Linked DNA regions of Mus musculus: region 1 is linked to region 2. A link is a contact called in ENCODE Hi-C or POLR2A ChIA-PET data. All regions are on one chromosome and are shown on one strand. The core of a region is the stretch at or near the end of the contact, and the rest is flanking DNA. Distances in the headings are between cores, read along the strand shown. Region 1 holds the start of 4930509E16Rik (RIKEN cDNA 4930509E16 gene). Region 2 holds the start of Tex9 (testis expressed gene 9).

What was found. A loop is a pair of places that touch in the nucleus more often than their neighbours do. ChIA-PET counts read pairs that join two places held with the same protein, here RNA polymerase II (POLR2A).
Region 1: a loop to region 2 is called in a map of left cerebral cortex, with 4 times the contacts of the local background. The contact joins the promoter of 4930509E16Rik here to the promoter of Tex9 in region 2. A Hi-C loop is called at or near these places in 9 of 37 maps with a recorded cell type or tissue (CH12.LX, T-helper 1 cell, T-helper 17 cell and 2 more). POLR2A ChIA-PET finds 5 or more read pairs at or near these places in 4 of 5 experiments (Patski and embryonic stem cell).

Annotation. Positions count from the first base shown.
Region 1 is chr9:72,530,420-72,533,119 of GRCm38, forward strand. It overlaps 4930509E16Rik (RIKEN cDNA 4930509E16 gene), which reads right to left and starts at 1,439. Exons shown (of 3, transcript NR_045735.1): 1 at 1,391-1,439. It overlaps Rfx7 (regulatory factor X, 7), which reads left to right and starts at 1,821. Exons shown (of 9, transcript NM_001033536.1): 1 at 1,821-2,561. The coding sequence starts at 2,401.
Region 2 is chr9:72,490,530-72,493,229 of GRCm38, forward strand. It overlaps Tex9 (testis expressed gene 9), which reads right to left and starts at 1,430. Exons shown (of 12, transcript NM_009359.4): 1 at 1,397-1,430; 2 at 1,210-1,289. The coding sequence starts at 1,423. The region is part of intron 1 of Gm33004 (a long non-coding RNA gene); the gene reads left to right.

The DNA of each region.
Region 1 (2,700 bases), core at 189-2,688, 40 kb after region 2:
CGGGGCTGTAACTCTGCTGAGCCCTCTAGCGGTGACTGTGGGATGCGTGGCTCTTTATGGAACCTATTAAAAACTGAAAAGTTGCACTCGGGAAGCCAGCCTGTGTGACACCGGTAGTGAAGTTATTTTAAAGACATCTCGGTTCTCAACTTCCTTTTCTTAAGGTCTTTAGCAGGTCCTAGTTACCTTTCTTTGTTGATTCTCCCCCTCCCCCCCCTCCCCGAATGTGGCAATGTGAGGCCATCACTCTTCGGGTTTAAAAAAAAAAAATTAGAAAAAGGGGTCTGGGCCACTTTTCCCATTGTCTTTTTATATCATCTTCCCCGTGAATACAGAATTATAAATATGCATTCTGGAACACAGTCTGGATCCTCAGGAGGAAACTGTATTTTGCAAGGGTGTCCTTGCCTCCACCCATCCAGGTGCAAACATTCAGAGTATGGGCTTCCAGTCTGTATGAACCAGGCCTGAGGCCACATGGACAAAGCAAGAGAGTTTCAGGCCAAGGCAGGGAACAGAGCACTCAAAAGACCACGCAATCCAAGCCAATCAGATTCACCACCCACTAGAAGTCTGAAAGGTGGCAGGGCCTCCTAGCTCAAAGTCCATCCAGGAAAGTGGCCAGAAAATCTGACAGGGCCAAGTCTGATAGAAACACTGTCAGAGAAGTTACGGGCTGGGAGGCTCATTACAGCCACAGGCACTGAGAAAGGTCAGTGCGAGCTGTGCAGCTGTTCCATCTGGTGCCAGAGGCTTTGGCTGCTGTCTTCTACACCCAGGCGCTTAGCCTTCCTGACCAGCCCCACCTAGAAAAGCTAATTCTTCTGCTCTTCTAAGAGGAATGATTTGTTGGAGGCAGGGAGTCTCACTCTCAGCCAGCAAAGCTGTCTATGAATGGGAAGGGGGCGAAATGGTGGGCAGTCTCTGGCTGGGGTGAGTTTAGATGGCTGCGAAGGAAGAGCTCTTGGCTGAAGCTCGCGCCTCCATGTTGTATTACATGTGTTCCTTTTGAGAAACAGGAGGGGCCTTGGCTGCCAGGGACCCTGACAAGCCGCGACTTGAGCTGTGTGTCTCCGAGCCTGGGCTGAATTGGGAGTGTAGAGCAGGGAGGGCACTCCTGGCATAGGGGGTGGGGTGGGGAACAGCATGGGCAAAGGCACCAAGGAAGAATGAATCTGCTGCGCGCTGAGGATGGCATGGAGACTTCACTGATTGGAGCTGGGAGTTCTTGCAGGGGGGATGGAGGCGGCTGTGATTGGACGGCTAAAGTGGGGCCAGATTTGGAGGGCTTTGAATGCCCGACCGAGGAGCACTTCCACCAGCTTGCCACTTGCCATTTTCCGACCAGACCGAGTAGGCTCGCTGCGCTAGCTCGTCGAAAAGCTCTCACCTGCTCCAGCTCAGTCCGGTGGCTGAGAGAGGAAGCAGTCCTGACTAGTAGAGGGGAAACGCTCGCGAGCGTGTAGTGGGGGCGGGAGGGCGTGTAGATTCGTTTCACCTTACACACTAGGAAGCGATCAATTCTCCCTTCCACGCCGCACGGTGGCACAGGTCCACTCCCTGCCGCCGTCACGCGAGCCCGCTCCCCGCCCCCAACACGCCCCCCCAACCCCCTCGGCCGCCGCAGCCACCCGACCGCTCCCTCGGGGCCCCCGCCGCGGCTTCCTGGGCCCGCGGCCCGTAGCCGCTCCGCTCCGCCCCGCGCGCTCCGCGCCCCCCTGCGGCCCCCGCGCCGCGCCCGCACACGCGCGTCCACGCCCCCCGGCCGCGCGGTAGGTGTTGTGCCGTCTGCGCCGGGCCGCAGTGCGGCTGCGCGCGCTGGGCTGCTCCGGGCTGGCAGGGCAGCAGTGGCCGCGGCGGCGGCGGGGCCGGGAGCGAGCGAGGGAGCGAGCGGCGTGGGGGAGCTCGGAGGCGCCAGGCCCCCGGGGGAGGGCGGCCGGGGAGGCAGGCCCCCCGAGAGACCCGTCGGGTTGGATTTTGGGGCCGAGGGGGCGCCCGACCACGGACCTCGTTCTTCAGACGCCCCCCAGCCCCGGCCGCTGACGGGGGGCTGAGGGGCGCCGCCATGCCTCTGCCGCGGTGACGCGCGGGGCCGTAAGGAGAACCGGGAGAGGAACCGTGACGAGAACCGCGAGGAGAACCGGGAGAGGAACCGTGACGAGAGCCGCGAGGAGCCGCGCGGTCTCCCCGGGGATGTCCCTCAGGCGGCCGGAGAAAGCGACTCACTCGAGCCCTGGGGTATAGGCCTAGCTTATCCAGCTTCCTTCCTTCCTCCTCTTCCTCCCCCTCCTCCTCCTCTTCCTCCCCTCCCCCTCCTCCTCCCCTCGTCGTCCTCCCCTCCGCGTCTCTTCCCTCACCCTTCCCCGCGCCCCCATCTTCCCTCCCTCCCCTCCAGCAGCGATGGCAGAGGAACAACAACAGCCGCCACCACAGCAGCTCGATGCCCCTCAGCAGCTTCCCCTCAGCGCCCCCAACCCCGGGGTGGCTCTGCCAGCCCTTGTGCCCGGGCTGCCAGGGACAGAGGCCAACGCTCTGCAACACAAGATCAAGAACTCCATCTGGTAAGAGGATCCTCCATCGCTGGGGTAGAACAGCCTAGGCACATTGCTGCTGCAAAGGGGATGGGGGGCGGCGGCGGCATCCGAAGGGGAGGCTAATGCATTCATTGAAGGTGGGTTTCCAGAGCCGGGTGCATGGCTG
Region 2 (2,700 bases), core at 180-2,679:
ATATACTTAAAAAAAAAAATAAGCGAAGCCGGGCCATGGTGGCCCACGCCTTTAATCCCAGCACTTGGGAGGCAGAGGCAGGTGGATTTCTGAGTTCGAGGCCAGCCTGGTCTACAGAGTGAGTTCCAGGACAGCCAGGGCTACACAGAGAGACCCTGTCTGGAAAAACCAAAAAAAAAAAAAAAAAAAAGGGTAAATAAAATGGCAAATAAAGCAGACATAATCTCTGCCCTAGTGGAGTTCAGAGTCCAGGAGAGGCGGCAGAATATAGAAAAGTAAACTATTGCTGGGTATGGTGGTGCATGCCTTTAATGCCAACACTCTAGAGGCTGAGCAGATAGGAGCTCTGTGAGGTCCAGGACAGCCACAGCTGTGTCGTGACCCTGTCTCGGGGAGAAAAAAAAGCCATCATGTGAGTTTATTTTAACAAAATATGCTAATTGCAAAAAAAATTATTAAACAACTAGGGCCCTGATCAGCACTGTCAGAGGCCCCTCTGAGTTTTACAGTCCGAAGGCAAGTGTGATTCCCTCGAAAAGAGAGGAAAGAAAGACCCACGTCCCTTGTGACCGAAGAGTTCCACACTATGTAAGAGCCGACACGCAGGTTAAATGAAAGTGCCAGAGTTGCCAAAACTTTGCAGGGGCAATGACAACAACTAAATGCAGTTCCAAGCAGTGCAATGAAACGAAAATGAAAAGATCGTTCTGGCCTCTGCAAGAAACTTGGGGAAGGGCAGTGGGGGTAGGCAGACATCGTGAAGCCTGTGTTTTCAAGAGCTTTGTAATTGTCAGAGAACAAGACAAGGAAGGGATATCATTCTTCTACACACACACACACACACACACACACACACACACACACACACACACACACACAGGACCCCACTATAGACAGGAGCTTTTCATTTGGAAAACAAGCCTCCAAGAAATTTGTGCAAAGTAAACTCTAGTACTTTGAGAATCCTCAAAATCTGGGGATTTCCCTCTCGGCGGCAATTCCTGTGCTCCAAGCCACTTCCATGTGAACCCTCCTGCCTTCCAACACGGTTGTGGACTACAGTTTTGCCCCTACAAATATTTTCTCAGGCTACTACTGTGAAAGAGCCAAGGCTAAGGGGTAATGAGGAGAAAGAGAGGGTCCCTATATGCAGCCAACCTGCAGGAAAGGCACCCCAGTAACCGCCCTGGAAATATGAGGGATGCTCACTTGTACTCTTGTTCCCGGGCGAGGAGGTCCCGTCCAGCTGCAAGCTGCCCGCGCGACTGGGTACCTGCAGAACCGCGTCTCTGCAGACAGAGTTGCAGAGCTCAAGTTCAAGAGAGTCCGGTGTCCGTCCGTCCCGCCCGCCAGCCCGCAGCCCAACCACTGGTCAGTAGTCTGGGGTTGAACTCACCGGCACTCTAACACTTCGCCCCGCCATCTTTACCAACCCCGGGGCGATGCGGTTGCCGTGGTGACCGTACATCTTCCCGCGAGAGTTCTCAGGTCTCGGGCAGCCTCCCGCCAAAGGGCAGCCTCTTCTGTCTCCACCTCGAACAGCTTTTGCATAGGCTTTGACCAGCAGCTCCTGGGTTCCCTTCACCCATTGAGACTAGCGCTTTAATCCACAAACCTGCGAGTCCTCTGCCTGGAGATGGAAGGGTTTCAGAGCCCACCACGCAGACAACACGCAAGTATAAGCCCCTTTCTGGGAGTGTTTCTCCAGCCCAGTAGGCCAATCCCACTCACAGTAGTTTTTGCTAAAATGGATTTTTCAGTGCCGTTCTATACTTCTGATTGTGAATATTTACTCACGCCACGGCTAAGAGCTCAGGCAGTCAATTTTGGCGCATGTTTGAGTCCAGACATACCATTCACAGATATAAACCACTTCCTCTGCAAGGCAGGACTAAGAATAGCATCAACAGCACCTAGTAACTGAGATGTAAATGATCTCATGCTTAAGACCCAGGGCAACACAGGGCAGCATCTGATTGTTTGGGGATGAAACTGAGAGTCTAGAAATAAGCCTTCCCATTTAAAGGACGCCAAGGTCATTCAAGAGGAATAGAGGGTTCTGCACCAATGGGAGGCAATTGCATGTCCCCACATAAAAGAACAAAGTACGGTTGATATTTCACACCAGATTCAAAAAGGAATTCCACATCATAGCTAAATGAAAACCTATCCATAAGCACCATGTGTGTGAACTGTCTGAATTCGGAGATTTTTTTTTTTTTTTTTTTTGCTATGCCCCCAGAAAAATAAGCAACTGTCTGAACAACATATAAAGAACGATTAGAATAAAAAAAGAAAAACACTAAGGAGCCGGGCATGGTTGTGCATGCCTTTAATCCCAGCACTCAGGGAGGCAGAGGCAGGCAGATTTCTTAGTTCCAGGCCAGCCTGGTCTACAAAGTGAGTTCCAGGACAGCCAGGGCTACACAGAGAAAGCCTGTCTTGAAAAACAAAAAACAAAACAAAACAAAAAAACCACTAAGGGGCCTTTTATAGGCATTTATCCAAAGACAATACACAGATAACTAAAACATATAAAAAGATGCTCAGTAGTGTGGGTCTTCAGATAGATGAAACCCAAAACCAGTGTAAGATACCCTCTCCTACGCACTAAGGTCACTGTAACTAAAAGGAGACAGGAACAAATGAGGGACTATGTGGAGATATTTGAGCCTTGTGCTGTCAGTGATCATGTAGTAG